Regions from separate parts of the Homo sapiens genome. Here region 1 is linked to region 2. Evidence: read pairs that join two places in POLR2A ChIA-PET (ENCODE). Cell type or tissue: MCF 10A. All regions are shown on one strand. Links, peaks and the distances in the headings refer to the core of each region. The heading gives the core; the rest is flanking DNA. Region 1 overlaps MAP3K20 (mitogen-activated protein kinase kinase kinase 20). Region 2 overlaps MAP3K20 (mitogen-activated protein kinase kinase kinase 20).

Region 1 (5,387 bases), core at 171-5,170, 60 kb after region 2:
ATATAAAATGGTAGAGCCTCTTTGGAAAACAGATTGATAGTTTCTTTAAAAGTTAGACATAAACTTACCATATGGACCTGCAATATCAGTCCCTGAAATCTACCCAAGAAAAATTAACATATTTACACACATAGACATGTACACAAATGTTCATAGGAGCATTATTCGTAATAGCCAAAAACTGGGAACAATCCAAATATCTATCAACTGGGGACTGAATAAACCAAATGTAGTATATCCATACAACAGAATAGTATTCGGCAATAAAACAGAATTGAAGTCTTCTTATATGCTTACCACTTGAGTGAACTTTGAAAACATTATGCGGCCAGGCGCAGTGGCTCAAGCCTGTAATCCCAGCACTTTGGGAGGCTGAGACAGGTGGGATTGCTTGAGCTCAGGAGTTTGAGATTACCCTAAGCAACACAGCAAGACCTCATCTCTACCAAAAAAAAAAAAAAAAAAATCAGCCTCAGCATGGTGGTATGTGCCTGTAGTCCCAGCTACTTGGGAGGCTGAGGTGGGAGGATTGCTTGAGCCTGGGAGGTGGAGGCCACAGTGAGCCGAGATCAAGGCTGCAGTAAGCTGTGATCACACCACTGCACTCCAACCTGGGCAAAAGAACGAGACCCTGACTCCAGAAAGAAACAAAGAAATAAAGACATTATGCTAAGGGAATGATGTCAGACACAAGGAACAATTTGTATGATTCTGTTTATATGAACTATCCAGAAAAGGCACACTGGTAGAGAGAAAAAGCAGATTGTAGGGCTGGTGTGAGAGTGATGATTAACTGCAAACTGGCACAAGAGAACTATTTGTAGTGATGGAAAGGTTCTAAGACTGGATTGTGGTGGTGGTTGCCCAACTTTATGAACTTACTAAAAATCATCCAATAATATACTTATTGCAGGTGAGTTTGTGGTATGTAATTTATACTTCATTTTTAAAGGATTTTTCTCACTTTTTTGACCTTCTGTGCTTAAATTTTGAGAGCTCTTCTAAGTCCTTATGTGACAACAATTGATTTGTTTACACTGTCATTAAGCTGTCTGATTTATGCATTTAATATCTATCTCATAAGAATAACAACTTTTAAAGAAATACCTATTTATATACATACCTTTGTTTCAAATTTATTCTTCCAACACCTCTTTGGGTTTCTCAGTTCCAGCTAAATGGCTTTTGATTCTCAACTGAAGTTTACTATTCATTGTAAGTTACTGTCTTTTGTTTGACAGATATTTTTCTGGATGACATTAACTTTTAGAAACCACACCATGGAACAATTTTTTATATATTTTTGATGTCTTTTGTTAAATTCTTTAATGTATTTTCTCAATGAAAATATAAAGTCTTATTTCTGAAATGTATCTTGATTTTAATTATATGCTTATCTTTCCTTTTAAAATAGAATATGCTTCTCTGGGATCACTCTATGATTACATTAACAGTAACAGAAGTGAGGAGATGGATATGGATCACATTATGACCTGGGCCACTGATGTAGCCAAAGGTAATAATATTTGGTATATTCTTATAGAATTAGTGGGGTGCATTTTCCCCTCCTGAAATGGGGACTTAACATCAGAAAATGTTTTATTCTGTCTTTAGATGTTCTTTTTCCAGACCAAAAGTAGTAAGAATTCCACAGCTGATGGTACAGATAATATTTTAGGTCATTGCCTTTCCACTCCTGAATTCCTTTTATCTTCCTCTTAAGACTCTACTTTATTTCTATCCACGAAATCTAGTTGTAGCTTCAGGGCAGACATGTTTGTCATGTTTTGTGATATTATAATTGACTAGCTTGCTTGACACATTAAATGGAAAAATCATAGTTCTGTTGTTCTGAAAGTCTCTACTTAGACTCAGTATCCAGAAAACATGATTTATTGTAGGATTAGTTCTACTCATTTTGTATACATAATATGCTAAAAATAGAAACCACTTGCAAAAAAAATTTTTATTTGTCCTGCCATGTAAAAGCAATTCAGATTTTATTTTACATTTAATGTAAACTTACTTAGGCATCGCTGTTGGAATTAAATATTTTTAATACACCAAACCCCTAAACAAAGTGCCCAGTCTTTTTTCTCATACATTCTTGCATAGATGAATGCTTTCTAAAGCAATTCAAACTTCATTTATTTTTATCTTTTTTTTTTCCATTTTCCTAACTGAACATTTCTGGGCTTTATTTATAACTGTCAGAGTTGCTTTGGAAACAACTTCATCTAAATAATGAACACCGATAGTTATATTTGTATTCTAGCAACCCCTACAAAGTGTGTCTGAATTTTCCTGGGGCAATTAACTCCTCTACATTTTACTACTCCATTCTCTACAAGCATCTCTTTACAAAGCAAATATAATGTGATTTAGCACTCAGTAAGGGGAGCAACTCATACGTTGATTTCACTGTGTGACTTCCAAAAGTAGCAGTCTTTCCTTTGGGGAATTGTCTATTTTAAGTTTCATCAACACCTACCAAATTCTTCAAATAGGGAAAGTGAAAAAAAATTTTTTTTGAGTTTCATGCTAGATGCTGCTGCTGAATGATGCCTCATTACATTATAAAAATAATAAGCTCTGTGTTTAGGGTGGTGTACCTGAGACTTTATGTTAATTTGCTTAATTGTGTATTGATGCATCGGGCATCTCAAATCATGCTTAAACTTTCATATTCTTAAAGATATTTTCATGTAATATCATAGTGACTTCTCTGTATGTCAGTAGAACACAAGGACCAGCTCTCTGTAAGCAAGGTGATGTGCCTTTATTGGAGGCTGCCTGAGCATTGTGGAAATACCCTTAAATAATGTAAATGCATATATAGGTAGTACTTAACTTACAGCACATCACCTTACACACGTTTGCATTTAGGGTGCTCAGCCAGTTACACCCATGTTATTACTTTATTGGCACTTAGAATAGATAGACAGCAAACAAAACAGCTAACATCAGTCACTCTGCTTCCTGCTGTGCTCTACTTAAGCATCCCTGATTCCCAGCCTGGGAAACTCTTCTCCCTGCACCCCCTTAACCACATGCCACATCATCCCGACTGAGGGATAAGTCTCTTGGCTCCACATCAGCTGAGTCATTCTTGGTGTTTTCTCAAGAGTGCTAGTGCTCTGCATCAGAAGGGCAAGGAAGAGAAGGAATCGAATTAGGTAGCAAACTGGGCCTGGTGCAGTGGCTCATGCCTATAATCCCAGCACTTTGGGAGTCCCAGGCGGGTGGATCACTTGAGGCCAGGAATTTGAGATCAGCCTGGCCAACAAGGCGAAACCCTGTCTCTACTAAAAATACAAAAAATTAGCTGGGCGTGGTGGTGCACTACTCGCCTATAGTCCCAGCTCCTTGGGAGGCTGAGGCAAGAGAATCGCTCAAACCCCAGAGGTTTGCAGTGAGCCAACATCAAGCCACTGCACTCCAGCCAGAGTGAGACTCAGTCTAGAAAAAAAAAAAAAATTAGGTAGCAAACTGGTACCAGAGTTAAAAATAAGGAAGGAGAGGCCAGGCACGGTGGCTCACGCCTATAATCCTAGCACTTTGGGAAGCCGAGGAAGGTGGATCACCTGAGGCCAGGAGTTCAAAACCAGCCTGACCAACATGGAGAAACCCTGTTTCTACTAAAAATACAAATTTAGCCAGGCGTGGTGGCGCATGCCTGTAATCCCAGCTACTCAGGAGGCTAAGGCAGGAGAATCACTTGAACCTGGGAGGCGGAGGTTGCGGTGAGCCAAGATTGGGCCATTGCACTCCAGCCTGGGCGACCGAGTGAGACTCTGTCTCAAAAAAATAAAAAAAGGGAAGGAGAGAATGGGATTGGACCCACTGATGGTGTCCAAAACTGCAGATTAATAAAATCCCTTTTGCCTGTCTGGCTAATGTGTTTGACCTCAGGTGAGAAGAGTGAGGCAGAGAAGAGGCTTGTATGTTTATGGACGCAAGTAATACTTAACATTTAAAAATCCTTTAAGATGGCCCATTAAAAAAAAAAAATCAAGGCTTTAGGAATGACTTCAGCTTTCTCTGATAAGCTGGGTGTAGAACTTAAGAATTTAAGAGATTAAGTAGGAAGCCTTGATTTTTGTTGATTCTGTTTCAAATTCAGCTATGTACCTTTCAGTTTAACCTATGATTGAATCCACTGGAGCAATGATATGTTGAGAAATCAGAGAATGAATATTTTAAGCAAAGGTTGATTCATGCATTTTAAAATAGGCATTGCTCAGCATCATTGCTGTTGAGACAATATCTTCTCACAAAAAAGATTCTCTTCTTTCTAGATGTGAGGATAATGGAGGGTGGACCAGCAAGTATATCTGAAATTGCTGCAAGCTAATCAGCAATGCTTAAAAGGAACAATTAAAGCAGATAAACTCCAATCCAGTTTCAAAATGGTCACCACTCATTCCAGTTCTCCCCAAAAGTCTCCTCAGTTACACCTGCCAATTCTTTTTTTAAGGAAACCCTGAATGTACACCTGATGAAAGTATTTTTCAGCCTTCTTAATTGTTTGCAATAAATATAAGGCAGAATTATAGATGGATCTACAAAAACATTAAATAGAATTTTATGTGTGTGTGATGACTATTGTTTATATGAAATATTATTTAAATGTATACTATGCATCGTACACTAATACTTTATGGTACTTTTTTCTTATAATCTTCCATGAGGAAGGAAAGTGCCTATATTTAAAGCTTTTGTATTTGAGTCTTGTTTTTTGAAATCCTTACTTGTCAGCAAGTGTAGAAACTATCTCTACCAGTAATAGTAATTATACAGATTCTACCTGAAAAATTATTCAGGAATTTGATTCTAAAGCAAGAGAGAGGTAACTATGAAATCCAGTCATATAGATTATTAAATGCTACCCAAGTTGTAACTATTGAATTTTTGCAGTTTGAGGGATGTAGAACTTCTTATCAGAAGAGAAATTTCCTTTATCCCAGTTACATCTTATTTAAGATCACATAATTACTAATACTTGTGTTAACTTGACTCTTCAGTGATATCATTCAGTGATATCATTAAAAGGCAAGAGTTTAAATTTTCTTTGTCCTTTCATGATTCTTCAATATATCATAATTAAAATAGAAGAATAAAGATTTAAAAATTAACCTCTCTATATGCTTTAAAAAGCCTAAGCCTCTTATTAAATTATTTTCAATGCATTGTTCATTTTAAAAAGAAGCCTATTTGATTTGGAGGTGAGGGGGAGGCTATTTCTGCCATTAGTTAGAAAAAACAACTTGAGAAATAAAGAGGATATATTTTAGTAGAAAATCATCCTTTTTTTATTCTAAAGGGGTAGACAATACGTAAATACAGAAAGAGTCAAAAACTACTAAGGTGGTAACCATAAAATGTGT
Region 2 (5,387 bases), core at 203-5,202:
TGCTCTGTCGCCCAGGCTGGAGTGCAGCAGGCAATCTCGGCTCACTGTAAGCTCTGCCTCCCGGGTTCACGCCATTCTCCTGCCTCAGCCTCCCAAGTAGCTGGGACTACAGGCGCCCGCCACCACGCCCGGCTAATTTTTTTGTATTTTTAGTAGAGACGGGGTTTCACCGTGTTAGCCAGGATGGTCTCAATCTCCTGACCTCGTGATCCGCCCGCCTTGGCCTCCCAAAGTGCTGGGATTACAGTCGTGAGCCACCGCGCCCGGCTGGAGAACAAATTCTTATCTAGGATACGTGTCTATTCCATTCAGCATGGATGCCCCCCCGCCGCCCACCCGCCACCATCACCTCCTGGGAATGGGGGACTGTCAGGGGCTCAGTGTCTATCTCCATGTTGGTAGATTAGATACTCAGCAGTAGCAACAGACAGTTCAGCCTTGATAAGGGGAAGTCCATGTTACTAAGCCCACATTTAGTCTCCATCCTTGCCATCATGGCCACTTTGTTCATGGCCCCATTGAGTAAGCCTTGGGGTGGCTGGGAAGGAGGCTGAATGACATCCGCAGAGCATATAATTGTATTCATTTGATTATTGAGGTCTGTGCCCAATGTGAGAGGTCTGTCACATCCTCTTCCTTCAAATTCTTTGTCACCAATCTTACAATCTTCTTCTATTCAAGTCCCTGATCATTCAAATAAACTATAAGCAATCACCCGTGAATTAATGTAAACTCTTATTTCTGGCCATTTCTGATTACAGACAAAGCGAATCACCAAATATATTGTCAAAGTTTTTCCCTCTGGGAGGATTTTCCTTAAAAGCTGTTCTTTGGGGGTCACCCCTAACTGGGGATGTAAGCTGTGGACGTAGACTTTCATTCAGCTGGTACCAATGTATCATGCAGAACCCTTTATAAATTGAGCTCGTGTTTTTTCTTTCTTAGTCAACTTGTGGGGAAACTTGGTGTTGATTCAGAGCTAGTGTTTAGTATTCCCTGAAATATCTGAGTATGTTCTTTCCCCCTGTGCACTGTCCATCTAGTAATGGCAGCAGGCCTCTTTGGTGAAGGCTTGGAGGAGGATTTATGGTATATGCCTGTGGCAGCACTGCAGGGTTATTTTTGAAGGAAACCTGGCCTTCCCTTCAAAGGGTTATGGGACAATACACTGTTCTAGGCCTAGAACTGGGTGTGATTCTGTGACTCTCCATTGTGGTGACGTAATGGCCACTGGACCTACGTTTTGTTGTTGTTGTTGTTATATAGATTATACAGTATTGTAGTAAACTGCATACTGATTTCATTCCTAGGGACTGCAGGATAAATTAGCTACCACCAGAGATTCCTGTGGGCCAAAGCATTTTGATTAATATGTCCCTGATCCCTTTGATAGTAAATGCACCGATCTTGTCTTTGGCACTCAGTGCTGCTACTTTTTCTGCTCTTCCTGTATCCCACCATCTCCAAAGAAACCAGGAAGCTCATCTCAGTCGTGACATCTCCTGCGGTCTTACTGGTCTACAAAGGAAAATAACTACAGAGTTTTTCAGAGATGCAGCGCTCCCCTCACTTAGGTATTTTTCAATGTCTTAGTGCAAGGAGTGTCTCTGGTCCTTTTCAGGAGATGTAGTTGAGGTGGTTGGGTATGTAGTTCACACATGATAAATCCACTACATTCCTATCTCCTTAAACCTTTGGATTCCATCCTCCATATCATGCCAGGGAAGTTCTGGCATTTCAACCTCATTACAAGTTTCAGTCAACCAACCAAGTAAGCTCTCAGAGACTTCTGGCTTCATGAGCTAACACATTCACATTCAGTCCAAAAACTCTAGTTAGGTGCATCTATATCCATGAAAGCAGCCTGATGTGCTGTATATTTCCCAGCATTCTTTATCTAACACCATGGGTACCTACCCCCACACATATTCCCAGGGTTCTGCCACTATATATTAACAAGGGTCTTGCAGGTTTTTGAGTCTGTAAGCCATTTCCTTCTGGGTGATGCTGTGTACTGTGAAGCATGTTGAGATTTAGGAACTGAGTGGTTATGAGAGATCTTGAGGAGAATGAGCATCCCCTTATAAAGACATCTACTCCAGGTGAGGCTACTCAGCAAAAGTTTTCCAGAAAAAGAAAGCTAGTCTCTTGAGACATAAGAGGGCAAGCAACTTCCATGGTCAAGGGAACCTCAGAGTTTCTTTGGGGCTTGAAATTGTTTGTTTCATCTTGAATTCAACCAGATGTTCCCCTTTCCAGGTTTCAGGTCCCATTCTTTTTTAATCAGTACCCTAACTTTCACATGAGAGACTGTGGTTGTAAATTCAACTGATGTTGTAATTCAGCAACACACCCAGTACATTTTTTTTTTTATTTCTGGAAATAGTAGCTCTATGACTACAGGAAATAAAATATTTTTTTAGAGCTAGTGTGGAAGCTCTCTGGTTCTTAGACTTGGGCTGGGGGTTAAAAACACCTCAACTTATTTTCTTTTGGTAGATGCTTCATTGCACTCAAAAGAATTCATTGTACCCTACAATCTTTATATTCATCATTACTGCCATAGCAGTCAAGGACAGCAGCCTCTTTGACTCCCAGACCTTGTTTCTGTTGGCACTTCATTGCAGTTAATCACAGGTGATAGCTTAGTTAATTTTGATGGGACTTTATGCCATGGATTACCAGCATCCCATATCCCATTGACAAGGATTGGTGCTGTCCTCCAGTCAAAGCTCATGACCATACTAATCCCAAAGTTCTATTAATATTTTTGAGGGTCTGTAACCAGGAACCACACTTGGTACCAACTCTGTATTAGAGTTCATTTAGGAAAATTAGTATAGAGAACTGTTGCCTAGTAAAAGGTGGTTGACTACTGAATGGGGTAAAAGAGACTCTAAAGTATATGGGGATAGCAAAGGCAGAGAACAGCTACTAGCTCCAGGCCTGATGAAGTGCATCCAAGGAAGGAGCAGATTGGAAGAGGGCCTGCTCCCCGGGCTGTGACTGAGACCTCATTGGAAAGGCTGCAGCTGCAAATGGATGATGGGGCGGTGGGGGTTGGTTGGGGTTCCATGGGTGGGAGCTGGTTCACAAGAAGCCACCTACTAGGGTGCTGGTGAGGCTTGATGTAGTGCCGCAGGTTGGAATTGTTCCATGAAAAGTTCTGGGTTGCCTGTGGCCAGAGCTGGTGAGCAGGAAACTGCCCATTAGGGTGTGACATGCCAGAACTTGTTCACAGGAATCCAGCTGCTGGGGTGTCCAGGAAACTTGCTGAAGGGTGAGCTCAACTGGATCTCCTGCACTCTGCTGGCAGCCAGACTGTCAAGAGGAAGAAAAAGCAGCAACAAACAAGAAAGATGCTCCTTCCTCTGCTACGACCCTTCCATGCCTCTATTAAGAAAGCTTAAAGTTGCAACAACTGGTTGGGCATGGTGGCTCACACTTGTAATTCCAGCACTTTGGGAGTCTGAGGCAGGAGGATCACTTGATCCCAGGAGTTCCAGGCTATAGTGAGCTATGATTGCACCATTGCACTCCAGCCTGGGGGACAGTGAGACCCTGTCTCTAAAGAAAATAAAGAAAAGGAAAATAAAAATTTTACCAACTGACAAAAGAGAGATGTTTTTACAGGGTCCAGCTCAAGTACCACATAGGAGGGTAAGGTGTGGATGTGGAACTGAGAGGCAGTTAATCCACAACTTGCACATTTTATAGAGTACTAGTCATTCTGAGAAGGAATGGGTATACCATTTTGTCTTCCCTATTTTAAGGAAGATAGGTATGTTGAATCCACCATTAAATATATCCCTTATAGAATCTCTTATCTTCTAAAAGAAAGCACTTTAACTATGTAATATGTTCTTGTGTACGTATTTCAGTCTTCAGAGCATTACTGTATATCAGTGAATCCTGGACTACACCTAAAGAATGTATATTGTTTTACAGCTTTTTAGCTTGGTGAGCAGGCTCATCACAGCAAAATAAGGATCTCAGATTATCCTTAGAGCAACCTTACTTACTTGTGTTTTTCTGCTTAGCAGTCTCCACCTCACAGTTTGAAAATAGGAAGTGAAGTTAAATGTTAGATGTGTTTTTTTTTTAAATAAAACTTTACTTTATTGAATGTACTAGCATTTCTTGTCAAACACTAAAAATGTCAGTACCCTGGGGATTGGAAGGGAAGATAAATTTTATTCCTGAGAAGAGTTTTCTCAGTAGGCTTTCTTTTCTTTATTTCCTTTTATTTATTTATTTATTTCTGAGATGGAGTCTTGCTCTGTCGCCCAGGCTGGAGTGCAGTGGCGCGATCTCAGCTCACTGCAAGCTCCGCCTCCTGGGTTCATGCCATTCTCCTGCCTCAGTCTCCTGAGTAGCTGGGACTAAAGATGCCTGCCACCACGCCCGGCTAATTTTTTGTATTTTTAGTAGAGATGGGGTTTCACTGTGTTAGCCAGGATGGTCTCGATCTCCTGACCTCATGATCCACCTGCCTCGGCCTCCCAAAGTGCTGGGATTACAGGTGTGAACCACTGCGCCTGGCCCCTTTTAATTTTTTAATTGTATGATATATACTCTTCCATTCTGTTTTGCAGTAATCTGTACATTATAAGTGAGCAGAAAAATTATACCACTAGAATGATTAAAAACAAATGCTTTCAAGCAATATAATTAAATTTCTTTATGGGACTATAACATGTTTAATCCAAAGGATGAGGCATTGTCTCTAAATATATATATTTTTAAAATACTTTGTGTAATGTTTTTGCCTGTGGCACTTATATAGGATTTATATAAATTAGAGTATTTTAGAGTTTCATATTATATAGTTGCGGCAGAGAAAAGAATGTCTGACGTTGGGCAAGAAAGAGATGATTCTATGGTATTCTAGTGGTGATATTGGGGTAAGGGTGGTTTCAAGGTAACAAAGTAACGATGAATTTTTCTTTTTTCTTTTTCTTTCTTTTTGTTTTTGTTTTTGAGACAGAGTCTCACTCTGTCACCCAGGCTGGAATGCAGTGGTGTAATCTCTGCTAACTGCAACCTCCACCTCCCAGGTTCAAGCGATTCTCATGCCTCAGCCTCCCAAGTAGCTGGGACTACAGGCATGCACCATCACACCTAGCTAATTTTCATATTTTTAGTAGAGATGGGGTTTCACCATGTTGGCCAGGCTGGTCTCAAACTCCTGACCTCAGGTGATCCACCCACCTCGGCCTCCCAAAGTGCTGGGATTACAGGCGTGAGCCACCGTGCCCAGCTGATGAATGTTTCTTTACAAAGAGAATATGCATTTCTTATTTTTATTAGCAGTCTAGAGGGAAGGGGAGTGAGAACTGCTTGGACTGCAGAATGCTCTTACAGACTATTCTAGGCAATAAAGCTTG

The links. Peaks named below come from ENCODE experiments on the same cell type or tissue, not always from the same donor. Only the 100,000 strongest peaks of a DNase experiment are listed, where the experiment ranks them.
Region 1: POLR2A ChIA-PET joins it to region 2 with 5 read pairs; 1 of 35 experiments calls an interaction of 5 or more read pairs at or near these places.

Annotation. Positions count from the first base shown.
Region 1 is chr2:173,181,440-173,186,826 of GRCh38, forward strand. MAP3K20 (mitogen-activated protein kinase kinase kinase 20) reads left to right here. Exons shown (of 20, transcript NM_016653.3): 4 at 1,415-1,516. Among named protein-coding and RNA genes, the nearest start is that of MAP3K20-AS1, 98 kb to the right of the region's middle. In MCF 10A, for the core only: no CTCF peak of the experiment used is centred there; a DNase peak (open chromatin) is centred at 3,082.
Region 2 is chr2:173,121,418-173,126,804 of GRCh38, forward strand. The region is part of intron 2 of MAP3K20 (mitogen-activated protein kinase kinase kinase 20); the gene reads left to right. Among named protein-coding and RNA genes, the nearest start is that of MAP3K20, 48 kb to the left of the region's middle. In MCF 10A, for the core only: no CTCF peak of the experiment used is centred there; a DNase peak (open chromatin) is centred at 3,224.